Regions from separate parts of the Homo sapiens genome. Here region 1 is linked to region 2. The links are chromatin loops, found by intact Hi-C in ENCODE. Cell type or tissue: natural killer cell. All regions are shown on one strand. Links, peaks and the distances in the headings refer to the core of each region. The heading gives the core; the rest is flanking DNA.

Region 1 (5,380 bases), core at 165-5,164, 51 kb after region 2:
CTGAATGGTATTTCCTAGTTCAACCATTGTGGAAGACAGTGTGGCAATTCCTCAAGGATCTAGAACTAGAAATACCATTTGACCCAGCCATCCCATTACTGGGTATGTACCCAAAGGATTATAAATCATGCTGCTATAAAGACACATGCGCACGTATGTTTACTGCGGCACTATTCATGATAGCAAACACTTGGAACCAACCCAAATGTCCATCAGTGATAGACTGGATTAAGAAAATGTGGCACATATACACCATGGAATACTATGAAGCCATAAAAAAGGATGAGTTCATGTCCTTTGTAGGGACATGGATGAAGCTGGAAACTATCATTCTCAGCAAACTATCACAAGGACAGAAAACCAAACACCGCATGTTCTCACTCATAGGTGGGAATTGAACAATGAAAACACATGGACACAGGGTGGGGAACATCACACACTGGGGCCTGTTGTGGGGTAGGGGGAGGGGAGAGGGGGGAGGGACAGCATTAGGAGATATACCTAATGCTAAATGATGAGTTAATGGGTGCAGCACACCAACATGGCACGTGTATACATATGTAACAAACCTGCATGTTGTGCACATGTACCCTAGAACTTAAAGTATAATAAAAAAAAAAAAAAAGAAAAAACATTCCCAAGATCCCCTCAAAAAAAAGAAAAAGAAAAAGAAATTTCTCTTGCTCATATCACCAATGGCCTAATTGCTATGTCCCATGGAAATTTTTCTAGTACTTAATCTCTGCAGCATATGTCACTCTTTCCTGTTCAATTCATGGAGTTTTCTTCCTTTTAATTGGGTATCTTTTTTATGCTTTTTGAATTTCGAACTGTGTATTGAAGTATTGACCTGTGTAAAAAATATATTGCCTATCTAAGAAAATCAGTTAGCATTCCTCTGGGAAACTCACTTGGCCATCCATCCTTACCCCAGGTCTAAGTTAGATGTTCCTCTCTCATGTATCTTTATTATAACTTTTCTCTTTCCTAATGCACTGTTAGCCTTAGAAGGCAAGTACTACGTTCTTTCTTTCTTTCTTTTCTTTTCTTTTCTTTTTTTTTGGAGACAGGGTCTCACTCTGTTACCCAGGCTGGAATGCAGTGGTGTGATCTGGGCTCACTGCAGCCACAACACCCCCAGGCTCAGATGATCCTCCTTGTCTCAGCCTCCCAAAGTGCTGGGATTATAGGCGTGAGCCACCTCACCTGGCAGTACTGTGTTCTTAATGTATATCATAGTTAACCCCCACTCCCTTATTTTCTTACTAAATAATAGGTGTGAAAATTAAATTTTTGACATATATGGCTCTAGCAGAGGATTGCTTTTACAGAGAAATAGGTGCCTGTCTTCTACTTTGTAGAGGACTCTTACCTGTTGTTTTCTTCTCAAGAGCTGCTCACAGGTTAGTAATGATTAGGCTGTAGAGCTGCTCACAGGTTAGTAATGATTAAGCTGTAGCTTCTGAGACTTAGCTATCATCTAGATTTAACTCAGTTTTGGAATTTCATTTCATTTCATTTAAGATTAAAAGGTCTTTCATGCTCCATGGTAAGTGGTAAACTAGGGATGGATGGATAGATAGACAGCTGACCATGGTAATGTTTCACCAGACTCTGGATCTGAAGACTTGATCAAGGAGTAAGTAATCTATTAGCCGAGACTTAAACAAACGAAAAACTTTATTGGAGTTTAATACACATCCCACAAAATCCACCTGTTTTTTTAATGTACAATTCAATAATATTTAGTAAATTTGCTGAGTTGTGCAACCCATCACTATGATCTAGTTTCCATTTCTCCAATAAGACCAGGGACTCTATTAAAATAAAACAATTAGACATGTAATTTTGACAAGTAGACTTGACCTATTCTATCTGATTATGCTAAGAATGAAGTGATTTGCTCAGGGGTCTGTATTAGATATAAATACACACAGAAGTTAAATATATAACTTGAAGCAAAAACATTTCCCTGTTTTTCACTTATTCCTATAGCTTTTCAGATTGGCCTAATTTATACTCAGGTTTCCTTTAAAACAGATACTATCAAGATTTCTCATTTTGCTTGTATGGTTTGAAAAACAAGCCTTTTTTGTTCCTTGGCTGGATTACTGCAATACTTTCTTTAGTGTCTCCTCACTTCTCTCTAGCCCTTTCTCCTACAACTGCTCAGAATGGTCTTTTGAATTAAATCTTATTCTTTAATTCCTGTGTAAATCCTTCCAAGGGTCTGCACATTCTCTGCCCTTGGCCTGACGTATTCTCCCTTATCAGCACATACCACAAGTCTTTCAAGACCTATAAAATCAGTACCATTTTCTCTGGGAAGTCATCCTGATTCCCCTCTTTCTGCGTATGGTGAAGAATGCTTTATGGAATACTCTGCATTCCTTTCTCTCAAGACTTAGATTTACCATTACCATATGGAAATTTCTAGGCTGTTTCCAATGCCTAGGTGGTGCTCAGAAGTGTTAGTGGTTTAGTAGAATCCTAATTGTGGAGAAAGACAGCCAAATTTGGGAGGTTTTTAGCATAGAGTAACCCTGGCATTCAGGGATGTTTGCTGTGCAAGATGGGTGTGGTACCAGAGGAGCTGTTCCTGGAGGAACTGAATCTCAGTGGCTTGAAGTGGTCAGTTCCGGCATTGGTATGTTCCCCTTCTGTATTGCACAGAGCTGGGAAACCACTGAAGTCATGTGCTCTGCAGAACTTGTTCAACTGGTTTCCTCTCCACAGACCCCTAATTCAGATTTCCACCCTTATTCTTTTCTGCATATGCTCTTAGTCTGGGCTTGTTTTAAGGTTTACCACAGTAGAGTTCTCAGTATAGTTATTTATTTGTCTTGCTGAGTGTAGAGTGGGTAGGGCCAAGTATGTACTCCCTTTGAAAAGTGTTATCAGTAAGACAAGATAGACAGGTATTATGTAAATCATGGAGTGTCAGACTCCATTAGCAGGTTTATTTCTGTGGATCTAACCATTTCACCCCCACACTCATGTGTACATACACATATACATAGCTATCATTATTTAGAGCCTACTACTAGTTGCTGGGTGAGGTGTCAGAGCCCCGGCATTGGAAAGTAGTCAACTCACAGGTTGGTAGGAAGAATTTACTGACAGCAGTATAGGTTTGAAAAAGGAAAGTTTTATTAGAAAGAAGGAACTCTGCAGAAGAATGCCTCAGCAAGAGAGAACTGAGCTCGCGGTGGATTTTTCCTTAGGGTATTTATGGAACTTAAAGCAGGAGCTTAAGGGTAGTTTGGACCATATTAGCCAATAGGTCATGATAAATGATTACATTTTTAGACGTAATGTCAGCAAGGGTTGCACAGGGAGTTTCGGCATGGCATTCCAGAGATGTATAGAAAGTCTAGTTGCTTACAAATTTTAGGTTGAAAAGAGAGCTGGAACCAGGTGCCGATTTTAGATAACAGGGAAGTTAATTACTTCTAAATTCCTCAGATAAGAAGTTTTGCCTCTGAATGGTCTCCTTAGTGGACTCCAGGTGATCACTAGTATTTGGTATGTATCATCTCATTTAATCCTTACAACAACCTTATGAAGTTTGGTGTGTTGCTAATCCTGCTTTATATATGGGAAATGGAAGCTCAGAGAAGTTAGCGGGTAACATGTCATTCTTGGTTTTTCTTATGTCCTTCCCTCTTATCTCAGGGAGGAAGTGGGGTATATTCCTTTCTGTAGCTGGCTGCCGCCTCTGCTCTTCAGAACCTTGCTTTCTTTTGTTCTTATTCCTGTATCTTTAGCCCCTCCTTCACGTGTTCTTTTCTTGCAGACTATAAAAATATGCTTTTTCCACAATCATTTAAAAAAAATAAAAAGACACTTTCCCAGGACATGTCACCATCTCAGACTAACTCCTTCTCCGTTCCCCCTAGTTTTTCCTCTTCCTTTCTTACACTTCTAGAAAAAGAAGTTGGCTGGGTGCAGTGACTCATGCCTGTAATCCCAGTACTTTGGGAGATGGAGAAGGGGGCGGGGAGGGAGTTGGGGGTTGGAAGTCAAGAATCTCTTGAGTTCAGGAGTTCCATACCAGCCTGGACAACATAGTGAAACCTTGTCTCCATTATAAAAAAAGTAATAATAATAAAATAAAAATTAGAAAAAGAAGCCTACATTTGCTGCCTCTCCTTCCTACTTTTAGTTACTTTTCTAGTTATTTTAAATGGACTCCTGTGTCACCACTCCACTAAGACTCCCCTTACAGGAGCCAAAGATGACCTTGCTTGTGTGCCACATTCTTTTCTCTTCACCACCCGCCTCTCTGCAGCATTGAAAGCTGGTGACCTCTACCAGTTTGCTGATTTTTTCCTTCCGTGATTGCCATTGTGTGATTCTCTCCTGGTTCTTAACTTGATCACAGACGCTATCTTTGTCTCTTTCACCTCTTAAGTGTTGGTGTTCTCTGAGGCACAGTGCTTCAGCTTTTACATTTTTCTCCACAGCCTCTTTCTCTGTGGGCTTATCTACTCTTGTGGTGCCATTTTCCAGATTTAGGTCTTCAGCAACAGGTCTCCCTCCTGAGACCTGTGTTTCCAACTGCCTACAAGATGCCACTGTCTGGACGTCCCGTTGACATTTCAAGCTGAACATGTTTCAACCGTGAATTGCTCATCCTCTCCGGCTTTTGTGGGTGTCCCCATTCTTGTTTAATGGCATCATCTTTTATGTAGTCATCCATGCCGCAAGTCACCAAATCATCTTTTAAAAAATAAGAAAAAAACCTTCTCTTTTCGTTTTATAGAAGTGTTTGTAAGTTTGCTGTAGATGGTATATGGTGCCGGATTTTCTCCTAGAATTGTGTGTCAGAATGTGGGGCTTCTCGACACACTGGACAACAATGTTATTTTAAAAAATCTTTGCTAGTCTGATAGCTGAAGATGGTGATATTGTTACTTTACTTTGTATTTCTTTGGTTAGTAGTAAGATTGAGAAATTTTCTTATAAATTACTGGCTATATGTATATTTTATGAATTTTTAAATTTGTGTTTCTAGCATATTTTTCTAGGGAAATGTTTGCCATTTTATTTCAAGTGTTTAAAATGTATATACATGTAAAGATTATGGAATATTGTTAGCTCTTTGTTATATGTTGTGATTTTTTTTCCTCCAGTAACCTTTCCTGTTAAAGTTTTATTTAGTTTTTTAAAAATGGCCTTACAGAAGTTTAAATACTAGCCAATTTATCTTTTCCTTTCTGATTTCTGCTTCTGTAGTAGTGTTTGTAAACTTCTTTCTCATTTTAAGAGTATATAACTATTTTTTCTTTTTTAAAAAATTCTCTAATCCATTTGGTGTTTAATGTTAGTTGTGAACCGTGAGGTCTGGAGCTAACTGCTTCCCCACCCTCCATGCCCC
Region 2 (5,380 bases), core at 66-5,065:
AACCTATGTTTTTTTTTGAGATGGAGTCTCCCTCTGTCTCCCAGCCTGGAGTGCAGTGACACAATCTCTGCTCACTGCAACCTCCGCCTCCCGGGTTCAAGTGATTGTCCTGCCTCAGCCTCCCAAGTAGCTGGGACTATAGGCACCCGCCACCACGCCCAGCTAATTTTCATATTTTTAGTAGGGATGGAGTTTCACCACGTTGGCCAGGTTGGTCTCGAACTCCCAACCTCAAGTGATCTGCCTGCCTCGGCCTCCCGAAGTGCTGGGATTATAGGCGTGAGCCACCACGCCTGGCCTAAACCTATAATATCTTCTAAAGAAACCGCACAATATTGACAATATGTGGTCTCCGCTTGAAGGATATCAAGATTCATCTGGCCATCTTAAAATTTAAAAAGTTTAGGAATTCACGTGTTCTGACAGCTCAATGAACCTCAATAAACTTTTCACAAAGTGAAAACAGAGCGGTTGAATTAAGTGCAGTCTGCTGCAGAAACAGGGATTTTAATCTTTGTCACTGCTTTCTGATATTCCTTCCTGATAACTGATAACTTTATTCTCTGTTACTTACATTAATTTTTCAGACTGTGAGCATCAGGTGGCAAAGCTCAATCAGGACAATTCTGAAACAGCAGAACAATGTGGAACATCCTCAGAAAGGACCAATAAAGATCTTTCTCATACTCTTAGTTGGGGAGGAAACTGGGAGCAAGGCCTAGAATTAGAAGGGCAACATGGAACCCTTCCAGGAGAGGGCCAGCTGGAGTCCTTTTCACAGGAGAGGGATTTAAACAAGCTCCTGGATGGATATGTAGGAGAGAAGCCTATGTGTGCAGAATGCGGGAAAAGCTTTAACCAGAGTTCCTATCTCATAAGACACCTAAGAACCCACACTGGCGAGAGGCCCTATACGTGCATTGAGTGTGGGAAAGGCTTCAAACAGAGCTCAGACCTTGTCACCCATCGCAGAACACACACAGGAGAGAAGCCCTACCAATGCAAGGGGTGTGAGAAGAAATTCAGCGACAGCTCAACACTCATCAAACATCAGAGAACCCACACAGGGGAGAGACCCTATGAGTGCCCAGAGTGTGGAAAGACTTTTGGGCGGAAGCCACACCTCATAATGCACCAAAGAACCCACACAGGCGAGAAGCCCTACGCGTGCCTGGAATGTCACAAAAGCTTCAGTCGAAGCTCAAATTTCATCACTCACCAGAGGACCCACACAGGGGTGAAGCCTTACAGGTGTAATGACTGTGGGGAGAGTTTTAGCCAGAGCTCGGATTTGATTAAGCACCAACGAACCCACACGGGAGAACGGCCCTTCAAATGCCCGGAGTGCGGGAAGGGCTTCAGAGATAGTTCTCATTTTGTAGCTCACATGAGCACTCATTCAGGAGAGAGGCCTTTCAGTTGTCCTGACTGCCACAAAAGCTTCAGTCAGAGCTCACATTTGGTCACGCACCAAAGAACACACACAGGTGAGAGACCTTTTAAGTGCGAAAACTGTGGGAAAGGATTCGCCGACAGCTCCGCCCTCATTAAGCACCAACGAATCCACACCGGAGAAAGACCCTACAAATGTGGAGAGTGTGGGAAGAGCTTCAATCAGAGCTCCCACTTTATTACCCATCAGCGAATCCACTTAGGAGACAGGCCCTATCGATGTCCTGAGTGTGGCAAGACCTTCAATCAGCGTTCCCATTTCCTCACACACCAGAGAACGCATACAGGAGAAAAACCTTTCCACTGTAGTAAATGTAACAAGAGCTTCCGTCAGAAAGCGCATCTTTTATGCCATCAAAACACCCATTTGATTTAGGAAGTAGTCTTTGGTGTTCAGCTGCTCCCTTGCACATTTTCATTGCTACTGTCTTCAAGCACCCCAAATAGAGAAAACCTGGGCGTCAGTGGCTCAATTTGGGCCCTGATCTATTCTCCCTCTTTCTTGTCTATGTTATAACAGAGAGGATAAACTTAAAGGGTCCAAATAACGGTCCGAATACAAAAGGCATTCCTTCAGTGTGTGACTGACTCTTAGGGAAATGTGAGTTTAATAGTTGATGCCCGCCAGGCGTGGTGGCTCACCCCTGTAATCCCAGCACTTTTGGGAGGCCAAGGTGGGTGGATCACTTGAGGTCAGGAGTTGAGACCAGCCTGGTGAGCATGGTGAAACCTCATCTCTACTAAAAATGCAAAAATTAGCTGGGCATGGTGGCACGTGCCTGTAGTCCCAGCTACTCGGGAGGCCGAGGCAGAAGAATCATTTGAACTCAGAAGGTGCAGGTTGCAGTGAGTTGAGATCATGCCACTGCACTCCAGCCTGGGCAACAGAGAGAGACTCTGTCTCCAAAAAAATTAAAAAGTTGATGCCTAGTTACTAAATGAGAAGTGAGAAAAATGTGGCCTAGAGATCACATGTTCACCACCTAGTACAGTGCCTGGCACAACATAGATGCTCAATAACTAAATGGTCCCATCATTATTAATGATTAATAGTTGAGGTCTTATATAAAGGCTTTAATGCAGTACCTGGCCCTTAAAAGACACTCAGTACAAGATTGGTGGCTTTTATCAGTCTTATTACTCAATTAGAAATTTATTAGTGTAGTCCCCCCGCCCCAAACTCAGAACGTGAAAGAAATTAGATTGGAACTAGAAGGTTTGGGGTTGGAATACACAAATTGAATAAAATGGAAATGCACTGCCAGTTCAGTGCTGTGCAGGCATTAGTCACCAGAGGTCTCACTGCCATGACAAGGCCAAATTATCGTAGAGGATGTTTGCGGTCTTGTGACTTGGAGGCTGAAAGAATTTCAGAAGCTCTTTTAAATGGCAGTGTATGGCAGTGTATCTACCAGAGGTTTGCTGTCATCTGACACAGAGAAAATATCCTACAATGAACAAGCCAGAGGGACCTGGTAGAGGACTATAAAATTGTGGAAGCAAAATTGCTGAGAATGTCAAATGATATTACAGGGATCCTCCCTGGCATTTAGCTGAAGGAAGCAACTCTTGTTTTCTAATTTGCTGGGTCATTGGCCATTTAGTTTTAGGTTAATATAATTCTCTGATCCTTTTAGGGCCATCCAGGTTATGCACTAGTACATTCCTACATTCAATTGAAATAAATTGAGGGACGGCAAGTGTGTTGGAAAGAACACCGACTTCATTGAGAAGGTAAAGTATTTGAGTCCTGGCCCTGACGCTTAATTTGGCCAGACTTTCATCTTCTCCCAGCCTCAAGTTTTACCTACCTCACAAGGTTGTTGTGAGGATCTAAAAATACACACACACACACACACACACACACACACACACACACTTTGTTGGTTAACTATAAATGTAATATCTCTATGTTATAATTCTGTTGCTAATGTCTTTTTTCCAAGAAAATTTTGGCTAATATTTCTTTAGGTATTCCTTTTTCTCTCATAGTGAGGGATTAAAAAAAAAAAAAACTGTTGAAAAATTAGGGCGTAAAAATGCTAAATGACATGACTCATCATGGGCCACGTAGTTAACAGAAGAGCCAGATTTGGCTGCAAGTCACTAGATTTCCAGCCTGCAGTCCTCCTCTGCAACAACAGACCAGCTCTGGGATTTGTTACAGTGCCTGTGAGACATTACAGGACTGGAGGACCCATATTATATCCATTAAACCAGTCTGAATTTGGAAATGATGGAGGGTGTAGTCTAAGTTGTAGGGAGCTTTGCAAGAACCTGTGCTGGGGTCCTTGATCCTGGTGGAATGGGGGTGGAGGAGTGAGCGCAAATGCAAGGGGTTAAGGAGGGAGCTGGGTAGTTATCACTTTTTAGAGTGCAAAGTGGTGGATTAAAGGTTTCTTTTCTTTCATTCTCTTCCATTATATGGAATGCCATCTGAGTGCTGTGGCTCATGAAGGATAGAACTCAGCTGATAACCTTACCTCAGTTTTTGAAAGCATCATTAGATAATTGACCAGAAAATTTTTTTTAGTTAATCCAGTGCAGTGGTTCTCAAACTGTGAGCCCAGTCCAGTAGCATCAGCATTATCTGGGAACTTTTTAGAAATGCAGATTCAGGCCGGGTGCAGTGGCTCACACCTGTAATCCCAGCACTCTAGGAGGCCGAGGCGGGTGGACCACCTGAGGTCAGGAGTTTGAGACCAGCCTGGCCAACATGGCAAAACCCCACCTATACTAAAAATACAAAAATTATCCAGGTGTGGTGGCATGTGCCTGTAATCCCACCAATTTGGGAGGCTGAGGCAGGAGAATCACTTGAACCCAGGAAATGGAGGCTGCAGTGAGCTGAGATCACACCTAGTCTCGAACTCCTCACCTCAGGTGATCTGCCTGCCTCAGCCTCCCAAAGTGCTGGGATTACAGGTGTGAGCCACCGTGCCTGGCCACCTATCATTTTGTTTGTTTTTCATGTTGTTCAGCTATTGTAAGATGTGAGGGTTTTTTTGTTTTTTGTTTTTTTTAGGTGAAGTCTTGCTCTGTTGCCCATGCTGGAGTGCAATGGCATGATCTTGGCTCACTGCAACCTCTGCCTCCCAGGTTCAAGCGATTCTCCTGCCTCAGCCTCCGGAGTAGCTGGGATTACAGATGCATGTCACCATGCCCAGCTAATTTTATATGTTAAGTAGAGACGGGGTTTCACCATGTTGGCCAGGCGGGTCTTGACCTCCTGACCTCAGGTGATCCACCTGCCTTGGCCTCCCAAAGTGCTGGGATTACAGGCGAGAGCCACCTCACCTGGCCACCTATCACTTTGATTTTCATGTTGTTTGGCTATGGTAAAATGTGAGCTCTCGAAGGGCAATGTGAGATTTGCTTTGTGGCCCTGCCAATCCCCTCCCTCCTCCCTGTCTTCCTGCCCACCCCCCCCCACTCCCCCGCCAGCCATGAGCAGGGAATATTTCAATGCTATTGCTGAGAGTGGAGGTAACCCTTTCTATAGTTTTCTTTTGTTTCTACCTCATGACTAGATGATTCACTGCTTGAACATGCTCCACACATCCGTTCTTTCTCACTCCAAAATTGAGGTCATCACCAAGCCCCATTAATTTTACCTCCCAGATTCCTCTCGAACCTATCTGTCAAATCTGTCCATCTTCACTGCCACCCTTCAGTACCAAATGACCAGTCTCTTACCTGAATTCCTGTAGCAGCCTCCAAACTGATCTTCCTGATATGATTTTTGCTCTGAAAAAACTGGTTTCACTCACAGAAACCAGAGTGAACTTTTAAAATCCTAAATCGAATCACATCACTTCTCAGCAGCTTTCCATTGCTTTTAGAATGAAGACCCAAATCCTTACCCAGGCCTAAGAGGCCCTTGTGGTTTTGTCCCCTCCCCCTCCATCCTCTTGTGATATCCCCTTCC

What was found. Peaks named below come from ENCODE experiments on the same cell type or tissue, not always from the same donor. Only the 100,000 strongest peaks of a DNase experiment are listed, where the experiment ranks them.
Region 1: it touches region 2 in a loop (2.9-fold over the local background); 23 of 110 quality-filtered maps call a loop at or near these places.

Annotation. Positions count from the first base shown.
Region 1 is chr15:90,410,234-90,415,613 of GRCh38, forward strand. All of the region lies in intron 2 of IQGAP1 (IQ motif containing GTPase activating protein 1), which reads left to right. Among named protein-coding and RNA genes, the nearest start is that of IQGAP1, 25 kb to the left of the region's middle. RefSeq lists enhancers at 2,098-2,829, 4,128-5,327. In natural killer cell, for the core only: no CTCF peak of the experiment used is centred there; DNase peaks (open chromatin) are centred at 2,688 and 3,688; H3K27ac peaks cover 3,721 bases.
Region 2 is chr15:90,359,456-90,364,835 of GRCh38, forward strand. ZNF774 (zinc finger protein 774) reads left to right here. Exons shown (of 4, transcript NM_001004309.3): 4 at 588-3,392. The coding sequence ends at 1,828. Among named protein-coding and RNA genes, the nearest start is that of ZNF774, 9.9 kb to the left of the region's middle. RefSeq lists a silencer at 3,422-3,716. In natural killer cell, for the core only: a CTCF peak has its summit at 2,756; a DNase peak (open chromatin) is centred at 2,766; H3K27ac peaks cover 438 bases.